Linked DNA regions of Homo sapiens: region 2 is linked to region 1. The links are chromatin contacts, found by Hi-C in ENCODE. All regions are on one chromosome and are shown on one strand. The core of a region is the stretch at or near the end of the contact, and the rest is flanking DNA. Distances in the headings are between cores, read along the strand shown.

Region 1 (5,886 bases), core at 1,085-3,584:
GCCAGGTCCCCCGAGTGCAGAGGACAGTGTGCTGGCTCCTGGGGCCTGTGGGCCCGGCCAGGAGCAGCCTTGTAAGCTAAAGCCTTCTTTGAAGGTGGCCGTCTTACCGTAAACTTTCATGGTAATTTCAGTCTACTCCATAATTTGTCTGAGTTAATTTTGATGGAAACATAGTGTTTTAAGTAATCAGTTAGGCTTTGATCTCTAACTTTATGCCATCCAAATCTTCATGATGGCCTGAGCACCAGGCACCCAGACCTGTGCTCTGAATTGTGCCGGGGCTGGTTCATACAGTGTGATGGAGAGACGAGAGATCCACACTGGAGTTCTGAAGCTGTGGTTCTCAACCCTGTCTTTTTACAAGTTCCTTAACTTCCTTACTAGCCTGAAATGAAATGCATAGGTGAGAAAGTCAACCAGCGCACATAATTTCGAGTCAATATAACATTTCCTTAAAAAATAAAATACAGGTAGTTTATAGTAACATAATAAGAATTTTGATATAGAAATACTCAAGACCAAGTACACCAGCAGTTGAATGCAGTGATGAGACCTGCACACACCTGTGCCTGGCGTCACAGGGAGGCTGACACAGGTGTGTTGCACTGAGACCCACACACCACCCCTCATGTTGCTGTCTATGACGTGACATTCTACAAAGTTGACTAACTCTCAGGAAAGTTCTGAACAAAGCCAAGTATCATCATCTTCCTTCAATTTCCATGTCGATTGCATTCCTGGAATAGTTCATGTATATTTGAACTGTGTAAAACATATTTTGAGTTTATATGTAAGTTGCAATCAGTTTGTAAATCCAAAAATTAAAAATAGTGGTTTTTCTTTTCTTTTTTTTTTTTTTCTTTTTTTTTGAGATGGAATTTCGCTCTGTCGCCCAGGCTGGAGTGCAATGGTGAGATCTCGGCTCACTACAACCTCCGCCTCCCGGGTTCAAGTGATTCTCCTGCCTCAGCCTCCTGAGTAGCTGGGATTATAGGCATGCGCCACCATGCCCGGCTAATTTTGTATTTTTAGTAGAGATGGGATTTCACTATGTTGGTCAGACTGGTCTTGAACTCCTGACCTCAGATGATCCGCCTGCCTCGGCCTCCCAAAGTGCTGGGATTACAGGCGTGAGCCACCGCACCCGGCCAAAACAGTGGTTTTTCTATCTTCCTGAGCAGTCAAGGGAAAAGTTCTTCCCATCGCAGGCGTGTCTGAATGCGGGATGGTTGGCCGACCTGGCCCTGCCCCCCCGCCCCAATACCCTTAGCTTCTTCCCAATCTTTTTGACATCCCAGTCCCCCCAACATTTCCAAAATGCCCTCTAAGTCAACACTTCCGCCACTGCCAGCTGCCACCCCAGAGTGCCCTGTGCCTGGTAACGATCGTTCTCACAGTCATGGCCGTAGGGAAGGCTCTTTGTGGTTCCTGGGGGACTTCGTGAGATTGCCCACATGAGCATTTCTTTTGGAACTGAGATACAGTGCACATCGCCTCTGGGGGACATGGGGTGGTGGGTACACGGAACCGAGGTGAGCCTCCCTTGCGTTGCGGAGGTGCTAGCCTTGTGCCGTCCGTTCTTGTCCACGTCTGTGCAGGAGAACATCACCCGGCCCACTTGGTTGCTGTGAATAGCAAACTTTAGAGGCCACTGCATCTGAGGGTTGGGGGGTTTGCAGAGAAAACAAAAGTTGGTGGCTGTGGCTACTTCCTATAGCAAAGTGGCTCAGGAAAGGGATCCCGTGTCACAGCCTGGGTACACCACGGCCCCTCCAGGAGCTTGATTCCTTCTTAGCTCAGGGGAAGAATCGCACAAGGACCGAGGCCCCTGCTTGTCTGTGAACAAACTGGCCTTTGTGGCCACTTCAGGCTTCGGCTGCATCATATTCCTGTCACATTCACGTGAGTGAACTTGAATTACATCCTTAACACTTTTCCAAAAAGGTTATAAACTAGACTGGTGATGTATCATGGGGCCTAGAAAAATAATGCTGCTGCTTTTTCACTTCTCTGCTTGACGCTAAAACCTGGAGGCGAAAATGAATGTGTGTAATTAATAGGAGAACTTCCTCCTGTTTGCAGAGTGCTTTACAGCTGGCAAACGGCTTCTCTCCCTGAACAGCCCCGTGGGGCGTCATTTCCATCTGACATCTGAGGAGAGCTGCTGTTCATGGTCCAGTCCTCTGTCCATTGGCCCACTGGGTGTCCCTAATATGCGCTAACAGGCTCCTGGCAAACGGCGGGCATGGCAGCCACGAATCTGCACATGAGCTGTATGCCCTGGGTCTCCCCTGGGCTCTGCGGGGGGAGGTGGGAGCCGCCTCTGGTTCACATGCGGTGCTTTCCAGGCTGCAGGGCCTTCTCAGCCTGGGTGGAAGGAGTGACGTCAGAGTATTTCTCAGGAACTGCCTGCCCTAAAGTTGTGGCTCATAAACCCCTTCCAGCTTCTGTGTAGAATTCTGGACCCCTAGGGTATCACCACAGAGTTTAAAAGCAGAGTAAGAACATTTCCTGTGACTGTAGGGTGAGAGGCCCTGGGATCTGTAATTCTACACTAGGCTGGAATCCCAGAAAAGCTTCAATGCTCAGGAAATGTATGAGCAGTGCCAGGATCCCCTGAAGGAGTGTGGGGCTTTTGAAGCAAGCTGCCCAGCGAGCCTCCCGCAGCACCTGCTGTCCCTTTGCCAGCAGTCAGGGCCCCTGCCCCACCAGTGTTGGTTGTGTTTCTGTTCTTTGAGGAGACCACATGATGATCTTCTGGTAGGAGCCACAAGAAGGATACAAATGCCATTAGAGCTGCTAGAGCCCCAGACGTCACTGGAATTGGGGTTCAGGGTGTTGGGCTGTCCCCACCCTTAGGCAGTACTCCCACTGCCTACAACACCTCCAGCGCAGGCTGAGGCCATGCGAGGATGGAAGCACATGTGGGCTAGGCCAGGAGGGCGTGCGGGAGGGCTCTCCACTCTGCGCTCCGCTGGGGTTTCTCCTTGTGTCCTGGTCAATAACTTCTTCTCTCTCTGGTTCTCCTTGGCCTGAGCCCCCAGCCTGAGCCGGGCTGTCCCTGAGTTCCCTGACCCGGAAGAAGGGACGGCCATTATCTTTGGGTGACTGTCTTCTTATAGCTGGGAATCTCTGGGGCTCTGAGCGGGAGGCCCATGGGGAGCCCTGGAAGAACAGGCATGGGTTAGACTGTTTACCTCACTGCCCTGTGTGCCCTGCCCCGGTAGAAGCCGTTTCTGCTGTGTGGTTCTGTCTAGAACTAGAGCCCCTCAGGGCCCTCTGCATGCCGTGGGGTCCCTTTGCAAAGCACCTCCTAACATGTGCTTTTATCTGTGGCTCGGGATGGGGATGGTGACTTCTTCACGCAGTCTTCTGCAGGCCTCTCCAGCCTGGCTCCCGAGATGTCACGCATGGGTCCATGCAGCCCAGAAAAGACCCTGCAGGGGGAGAAGGGTCACTTTGGTGCCTATCTCCCCAGCTGGCCTGTGGGCTGGGTGCCTGGCAGATGGGGCTCCCAGGGAGGTGCCCCCATAGACTTGGGCTCCACAGCAGGCTGTGGGGCTGGCATTAATGTGGCTGGGAGAGCCTGGCTGTCTTTTTAGCCATTTGTTTCGGAGGCCCTGGGGGTCATACTTGTGCTTCCTCGTGTATTTTTAGATCTCTTATCACCGTACACACCACCTCCCTATCAGAGGGCTGTCATATTCACATATGGTAAAATAAGACGCAACAATAGAACTCGAGTCGTGGTTCGGCTTTCTAGGATTAGGACAAGGAGGCAACTTTGATAGTAAATGGAATCTTTTTTTCCCAGCCATCCCCACCCTCAAAGAGTATCTTGCTGTAAGACCTAGTTCCTGTAAAACTCTGTCTGTGGGGTCCCTGGCCAGGATGGGTGGGATCCCAGGGAAAGGGCCAGGCTGTGTGTTCTGAACAGGAATGGTTCTGGACCAACCATTGTGGGCATTCCTGAGAAGCCAGGGAGCCTGGATCTTGTCAGAGGAGCTCCTCCCTCTGCTCCATCCTAACCCCGCGGGCAGCAGCAGGAACTGAGAGAGGACACGGTGGGGGCAGCGCTGCAAAACCCAGCAGCGGGCCACCTTCCAGCAGCAGAAAGCATGAGTTTTGGTTTTGGGGCTCTTCCATTTCCTTCCTTCTTTTCTTTCTTTTTAAATTTTTGCTCTTTGTTATGAAACAGCAGCCAGACCGAGCTATGCATGTCCTGCTGCACGGCAGGGGCCCTTATCTTGAACGACTCCACATACTGGGCAAGGAGGTGGCAGGGGGAGGGGCTTGTGGGAACCCAGATCTGGGATGGGACTCAGCCAACAGTTTAAAGAGCCCTGTGCCCCCACTACCCAGCCTCAACAATTGTTAGCTTATAGCCGTTTACACCCCACCCAGGTTATTTGAAGACAAGTCAGAGGGAGATAATTTCACTGTACTCCTAAATGTTTTAGTATCTCAGCAAAGATTGTATGGGCAGAGAAAGGAGGCTTCAGGGTGTAGGACCCCAGGAGCAGGCAAGGGCTTGCTCTTTCCCTGTTGGCTCCTGTAGGGTGGGGACAGACCAGCCCCCATGAACCCTAGCGAGGGCCATGCCAAGAAGCCGCTGTTCTAATCTAATCAGTGGAGGATCCAGCAAGCTCGGATGGGAGGGAAAGAATGACTCAACCTGCAGGCCGTCTGGGGTATGCACAGTCTCGTCTCCTGAGTTCTCTGAAGCCCTTTGCAGTTTTTGCTTTGTATCCTAAACTCCACAGGCCCGAACCCTGGCACTGAGCTTGATCCGCTGCAGCCCAGCCCGTTCCTGTCCCCATGCTGGAAGCAGCCTGTCAACTCACTTCCTTGGTTTCCTGTTGCTCTTCCCACCCCATACCTGCTCCCCACATTTCTATCAGAGCCCTGTTTCTAAAACAAAAGTCAGATTCCGCTGTGTTCTTAAAACCCTTCAGTGGTTCTGAATTCTTTCAAGACGAGGTTCCAGATACGGAGGCTGAGGGCGAGGGTCTGCACCCCAGGCGTCTGCACTCCTTGTCACCAGCTCCTGGTCGCAGCCACCCCGGCTCTGCTTGTCCTGTTTCAGGGTCCGGCTTAGGGCTCCTGTCCTGCGGATGCCTTCCCCAGCCCCCCGGGGTTGGGTCAAGTTCTCCAGAGCAGCCCCCGCCCCTGCCACACGTTTCTTCCCCCATGTGGTCCTCATCACATGTACATTGTCACCAGGTGCTTTGCCTGTTTCCCTGGAGACTGGGCACCCAAACCACATTTCAGAAATCCCTCCCACTGTCTCAAGCAGTGCTGAGACAGCATGGCACGTTCACAGCACAGTGCATTCCTGTGGCCTCCCCGGGCCACGGTCAGCCCACAGGCTACTCACAGAAAGTGACAGGCCGTGTTCAGAAGCTCTTCAAGCAGTCTGACGTGGCTGTGGCCCGTCATGAGATTTTATATTTTACAAAAGTGTCAGTCGATAAAGGATTTGTCCTGCGCCACCGGAGCACTGGCCTGAGGTGCCCTGATCCCCGAGAACCCCTGCCTGCACAGTCAGCGCTCTCCCCAATGTCTGCCATCTGCCGTGCCCTGTCAGGCTGCTGTGCCATTCTTCGCAGTGTCTCTGGGGAAGAATTTTGTCGAAACTCTGCAGATGTTCTTTTTTTTTTTTTTTTTTCAAGGCAGAGTCTCGCTCTGTTGCCCAGGCTGGAGTGCAGTGGTGCAATCTTGGCTCACCGCAACCTCCACCTCCCAGGTTCACGTAATTCTTCTGCCTCAGCCTCCCGAGTAGCTGGGATTACAGGTGCCCACCACCACGCCCAGCTAATTTTTTGTATTTTTAGTAGAGACAGGGTTTCACCATGTTGGCCAGGCTGGTCTCAATCTCCCGACCTC
Region 2 (5,886 bases), core at 2,199-4,698, 2.9 Mb after region 1:
CCCCAGGTGGAACCCTCTTCACTTTTCTTGGAGAACTGACCATGGGTTGCAGCAAAGCCTAAAATGGTTCCTGTTTCAGCCCTGCCTGGGAAGATTCAGCTGGAACCTTTAGGCTAGGAAAAGGTTCGAGAAGGACCCTACCCCCACTGTGCCCGACCTGAGACAAATCCACAGAAAAGCAATCCTTGCTAACTCTGGGCAGTATGTGGACAAGATACTAATTTTTAATCTCTGCATCTCCATGAGAATGCAAGGACCAGCACAGTGAAGTGCCCAATGATTGCCCCCTGAACAAACGGAGATGTCAAGTTCAGAAAAAATCCTGGCTGAGGAAGACAGGGAACATTCCCTTGAAAAACAAGGGCAGTCATCCAGACAGAGCAAGAGGAGTGGCAGGATAAGAGGAGGCAGACAGGGTTGATTCCACAGGGCTCCTCCTCAACACCCATGAACCTGAGAAGTGGTCAGATGCGTTTCAGGCCACTGGCCAGCAGTGGGGTCATGGCGGGAACTAGTCCCACCTGAAGGACTCTCATCTCCCTACAATCCCCAAACGCTGAGGCATGGGGATGCTCTTCCCTCCTTGAAGTGAGGGCCCCGAGGCTCTCATACTTTAATTACAGTACTTCAGACCAAGAGCCTGCAGTTGAGGAGGCCAGGGTCATGAATCAGCTGCCCCCCAAACTCCTTATCTCACCAACCCAAGCTGCTTACAACCCCTCCAGATATCCCAGGAGCCGGGGGGAATGTCATTCTTCAGGGCTGAGGGAACATCTTTGCACCCTGGGGTAGCAGATGGGACCACAGGGCATGTGGAATGTCTTAGTCTGTTTCACACTGCTATACCTGAGGTTGGGTTTGTTTTATTTATTTATTTATTTATTTAGAGACGGAGTCTCGCTCTGTCGCCCAGGCTGGAGTGCAGTGGTGCGATCTGGGCTCACTGCAAGCTCCGCCTCCCGGGTTCACACCATTCTCCTGCCTCAATCAGCCTCCCGAGTGAGGGGCTGGGACTACAGGTGCCCGCCACCACACCTGGCTAATTTTTTTGTTTCTTTTTTTTTTTCAGTAGAGATGGGGTTTCACCGTGTTAGCCAAGATGGTCTCGATCTGACCTCGTGATCCGCCCGCCTCGGCCTCCCAAAGTGCTGGGATTACAGGCGTGAGCCACTGCGCCCAGCCAAGGTGGGGGAATTTATTTTTTTAAAAAAGCAAAACAGGTTTATTTGGCTCAAAATTCTGGTGGAAATTTCAAGATTGGGCAGCTGCACCTGGTGAGGGCCTCATGCTACTTCAACTCAAGGCAGCAAGTAGAAGGGGAGAGGCATGCACAAAGAGATTACGTGGCCATATGGCGAGAGAGGAAGCAAGAGACAACCGCAGGAAGGCTGACTCTCTAACCAGCTCTCATGGGAACTCACCCCTCCACAAAGGACACTAACCTATCCATGAGGGATCCACCCCTATTACCCAAACTCCTCCTACTAGGCACCACCTCCTAACACTGCCTCATTGAGGCTCAAATTTCAATACCATTTTGGGCAGGGGCAGACCACATGCAAATCACAGCATGGGGTAATAGTGGGGGCAGGTTGACACAGGGCTGCTGCCTACCCAGCACCAGCTGTCTCTTGGCCCCTTCCAGATCCTGGCAATCTGGCTACAGGCATGGGCCCAGCCTTGGACACAGATGTGGCCACAGGAAGCTGTTAGCTCTCCAGATCTGATCAGCCTGGGAGAGCGGCACAACAAAGGCTCCCAAAGGAGAGTCGGGATCCTCAGCTAGCCTCAGCTCTGCTACCCACCCATATGTGCCCAGAACAGGAAAGATACGTGTTTCTTACTCCTCCGGGACTCCTAGGTGAAGCTGAGACCAGGCTCTTCTTGAGTCCTCTCAGCTATGGTGCAACCACCAGCCTAGCAAGGAATCAGAAACATCTTCCGGAAGAGTCAGCACCATAGAGGGTGCTGAATGGGCAATGAAGCATCCCGGAGATGAAACATCTGGGCAGTGAGGCATCCCACAGGTGTTGGGCTATGCAGTCACTCCCTTTCTCAGACCGAGGCAAGTACATAAGCACTCTGGGCCCCTAATCAGGGGCCTGGGGCCAGGTGGGATGAAAACAGCAGTGTCCTGCCACCTGAACAACTGCTACTCACGCAGGCCCCACCTGGCCTCTCAGAGGGAGGAACCTGGGACTCCTGAACCAGATTCAGTTTCTCCTTCAACAGCCGGGACTTTTCGCTCCTGACTGCAGAAAAACAGCTTCAATGTGACCATCCTTGATAGTCCGAGGCTGAGTAAAATGGCCTGAGGAGGCAAAATCTGAAAAGCTCTATTAGGTGGCAAACTGCTGTCACTAGAAGAGTTGAGGCCCCCTTCTCCTCCCCTGCCTGACCGCCTTCATTCCTGGGAATGGAACAGGTTCTTGGGGCAAGGGTGAATCCTCGAGCAGGTCCCAGGATCACTATCCTCACCTCCCCGCGGCACTGAATGGCTATAGCTGTAAATGTGCGTCCACGGGGTCACTGTCCAGCCACCAGGACCAGGTGCCTGGCCATCTGGGGAATCGGAAAACGCTCAGCGGGATGCTCTGGCCACCTCCCCTGCCCCCAGTTAAGATGTAGAGCGTTCAACCTAAAATGCCTAGAAACAAAGCCCAGGCCCGGGAAGGTCGAACGAGTGCGACGCCGCTCCCTCAAGCTCTTCCCTCGGAGCCGTCTCATTTCCCAAAACTCCCAAACACATCACAGAGAGAGGTGTTGAGCCAGGTGGTCACTCCCTTTTCCAGAACCACAGCAAGAAGTTGAGCCTGCTGGGCTCCTAACGAAGGCCCTGGGGCCCGGTGGGATGAAAAGCCCTATTAGGTAGCAAACAGCTGTCACTAGAGGGGTTGAGGCCCCCTTCTCCCCTGCCTGACGACGACGGCGGCAGGAACTCGACCGGCGCCGGACAGCTCGCAACTTGCCTTACCAAGCGTAAATCTCGGTTCCTCCCAACTACCCGCGGCCACGGCCTCCGCAGCAGAGCGCCGGAAGCAGAGACGCGTTTCGGGAGGAAGGTGCATGCTGGGAGCGGCGGCGCATGCTGGGAGCTGTAGTCTGCGACGCAACTCGGCCGAGGTGGCTCCCTGGTCCCTGAAGCTCCCAGAGCCCGCGTGTTCAGGCGGTCCCGACACCCCGGCCCGAGCCTCACCGGCTGGAGGACTGAACGCCTGCCGGCCCTCCGGGTATGAGCGGAGGCCGGGATAGCCCTGGGCTCCGCCGCCCCCGGAAGGAAAAAATACAGTGCGGTCCGCCGCCCGACCACGAAAGAGCGGAGCTCGGGAGCCCCGCCCCCTGGGCCTCCGACGTCCGTGGCGCTTTCCGTCGCGCGAGTGCGATTGGGCCGCCTGTCACGTGACCCGAGACCCCACGCCCGGTTGGCTGCCGCCTGGTTACCAATGGGAGACTAGCGGGCCGGCGTACTGGCCTGGTCCAGCACCTGCGGGGCCCTCGGGCTTGGAGGGCTGGGCCGGGCGGGGAACGGGCGGGGCGGGCCGGAGGCGGCGGCGGCTGACTCGCCTTCTCTCCGGGGCTGCGACCCCGAGGCAACCGGCTGCAGATGGGAGCCCGCGGAGCCGAGGATGCGGGCGGGCCGGGGCGCGACGCCGGCGAGGGAGCTGTTCCGGGACGCCGCCTTCCCCGCCGCGGACTCCTCGCTCTTCTGCGACTTGTCTACGCCGCTGGCCCAGTTCCGCGAGGACATCACGTGGAGGCGGCCCCAGGTGGGGCCGTGTGGGGTGCGGTGGGCGCCGTTTCTGGTTTCTGAGATCTCCGCTCCTCGCAGGGAGCGGGGCGGGGTGGGCGGCCAGGGTAGCTCCGAACGCAGGGTCCGCCGTTGTTCTCCTCAGAAGTGGGCGCCCGGCCCCCTCTTTTCGTACCTCCTTCATACCCCCGCCCAGAACGAGCAGGACTCGGCGCTACCCTAAGGACGCTAAACTAGGTCGTGGCCTCCGCCTGCGAGAGCTCCAATCCAGGAGGCTCAGAGCGCTGCGAGAGGCGTTTTAACAGAGCCCCAAACCCCGCCCCACCTGTTTGCTTTCGCCCTGAAGAGCGTTTGTGTCTGCTCCTCCCGCAGAGAGGGCCGCTCGTGCCCCTCTGAAGTGGCTAGGCCGAGCCCACAAAGCAAAGCGTGATAGAATTTCAGTTTTGGATTTTGTGCACCTGCCTTTCCAGTTGTAACACCTAGAAATGGCACCTCCAAGGGATGCCCTGGCCGAGTGCTGTGTTCATATTTTTAGAAATGGTTTATCTGCTGAATAAGACTGCCCAGGGAGCAACCTTGCCCTAAGTGGATGCGGTCTTAGCGGAGACAACTGATGGCCGCCAGTCTTCGAACAGAGCTGGAACTTCTGGGCTCTCGTGACTGAGATGGCTTTGACAGGCCACCTGGTTTCCTTGGACAACACTGAAGGGCCTGGGAGGAGGCAAGGGTCAGACCATGTAGAGCCTTGTCATTGGAATTTGGGTTTTATTTTGTTAAAAGATTGATTTTAGGTGCAGCTGGAGGCCACTAGAGGGTTTTGGTAGAGGAGTGGTTCTCTTGGATGTGTGTTTTTACAAGCTCACTCTTGCTGCTGGGTGGGAAGTGGGTTGTCGGGGCAAGAATGCAAGGGTCCATTGTAGTGGTCCTGGAGAAAGATGAAGGGGCTCAGATTAGCTTGACGACTGTTAGGATGTGGGTTTGGAGTAGATTGGTTTGAGACGTACCTTGCAGGGGGGATCGAGAGGCCATAGTGACTGATTGAAATAGAGGGTGAGGATAGTGGAGGGATCAACATGCCTTCTGGGTTTCTGGCCTGAACAGGTGGGTGGATGGTGGTCCTGGGACAGAGCCTGGGGGTGACCTAGAGTTGGGCTTTGCTCTCACGTCTTCAGGTGGAGCTGTCCTGGAGGCAGGTGGATCTGTCCTGGAGGCAGGTGGATACGGAGCAGGGATAGGCTAGAGGCATTCTTCTGGGAGGCGGAGCATATTAGATGGTTTACAGTCCACAGCCTGGGAGAGTGTCTCGGGGGAGTATCAGTAAAGAAGAAGGGGGCCTTGGGGCTGAGCCTTGAGGAACCCTAACATTTCTTGGGGTCAGGCAGGTGCCCTGACAGATAGACTTGAGAAGCAGCAGGCAGTGAGGGAGAGGACACCCGGGGAGCATGCGGCCTCACAGAAGCTGAGTGGGGACCACCTCAGGGGCAGCAGATGGCTGTTCTGCTGTTGTGAATGCTGCTGAGTAGTTGGGGAAGAGAGTTGGGACCAAGAGAAGCCCAGTGGGTTTGATAACATAGAGGTGACAGCGACATTGATCGAGGCAGTTTAGGGGCCATGATTGGCTCAGAAGCTAGAGGAGCCTGTGTGGAGAGTGAATGGGAAGCAGGTAGTGGGCATGGCAGCTCTTTCAAGAGCTGTAATGAAGAGAAGCCTGAAGGAGACTATGGTGCTGAGAGATAATGTCTTAAAGAACATGGGGGTGGGATTCTGCCCGGGGAGCTGGAAGGGAAGGAGTTGTGAGAGGAGCCCAGGCTCTGAGGGCAGGAGAGAGGGTCAGGTCCAGAAGCAGGAGGCAAGGTCGAAGCTCAGAGGGGTGGGCAAGGGCAGTGTGGATGTTTTGAGTAGACGGGGAGAAAGGGGAAGGTATATGATAGTTAGGGGGTGTGGGAAATGGAGCCTGCTAGAGAAACAGATTTCCAGCAGGATGGAGGACACATTTGAGATTTACCAGCATGAGTAAAAAGTGAAACTTTTCGAAGCCAACATTTAGCTGTTTTGAGAAGGAGCTTGCTAGAGTTTGGGATTTTTCCAGTAAGGAAGGAAGGCACCCCAGAATTAAGCTGGACAGAGGCATTTGAAGC

What was found. Hi-C counts contacts between places; a loop is a spot of excess contacts on that map. Pooled maps may share reads with other maps.
Region 2: a map of OCI-LY7 shows a loop between it and region 1 (10-fold over the local background). The contact joins the promoter of CAPN10 here to the enhancer-like site in region 1. A Hi-C loop is called at or near these places in 1 of 168 maps with a recorded cell type or tissue (OCI-LY7), 3 of 37 single-sample maps with no recorded cell type and 3 of 50 pooled maps.

Annotation. Positions count from the first base shown.
Region 1 is chr2:237,698,502-237,704,387 of GRCh38, forward strand. All of the region lies in intron 1 of LRRFIP1 (LRR binding FLII interacting protein 1), which reads left to right. Among named protein-coding and RNA genes, the nearest start is that of LRRFIP1, 74 kb to the left of the region's middle. RefSeq lists enhancers at 1,899-1,948, 1,959-2,008, 4,311-5,191, 5,192-5,886. Within about 2 kb of position 2,335, at least 31 of the 41 ENCODE cell types and tissues checked have a DNase peak (open chromatin) inside an H3K27ac peak, as active enhancers do; they include OCI-LY7, where a contact is called at or near this core.
Region 2 is chr2:240,583,286-240,589,171 of GRCh38, forward strand. It overlaps CAPN10 (calpain 10), which reads left to right and starts at 3,449. Exons shown (of 12, transcript NM_023083.4): 1 at 3,449-3,767. The coding sequence starts at 3,627. It overlaps CAPN10-DT (CAPN10 divergent transcript), which reads right to left and starts at 3,031. Exons shown (of 1, transcript NR_103792.1): 1 at 1-3,031. RefSeq lists enhancers at 1,196-1,265, 1,636-2,005, 2,996-3,175, 3,227-3,521, 3,460-4,286 and a silencer at 3,486-3,715.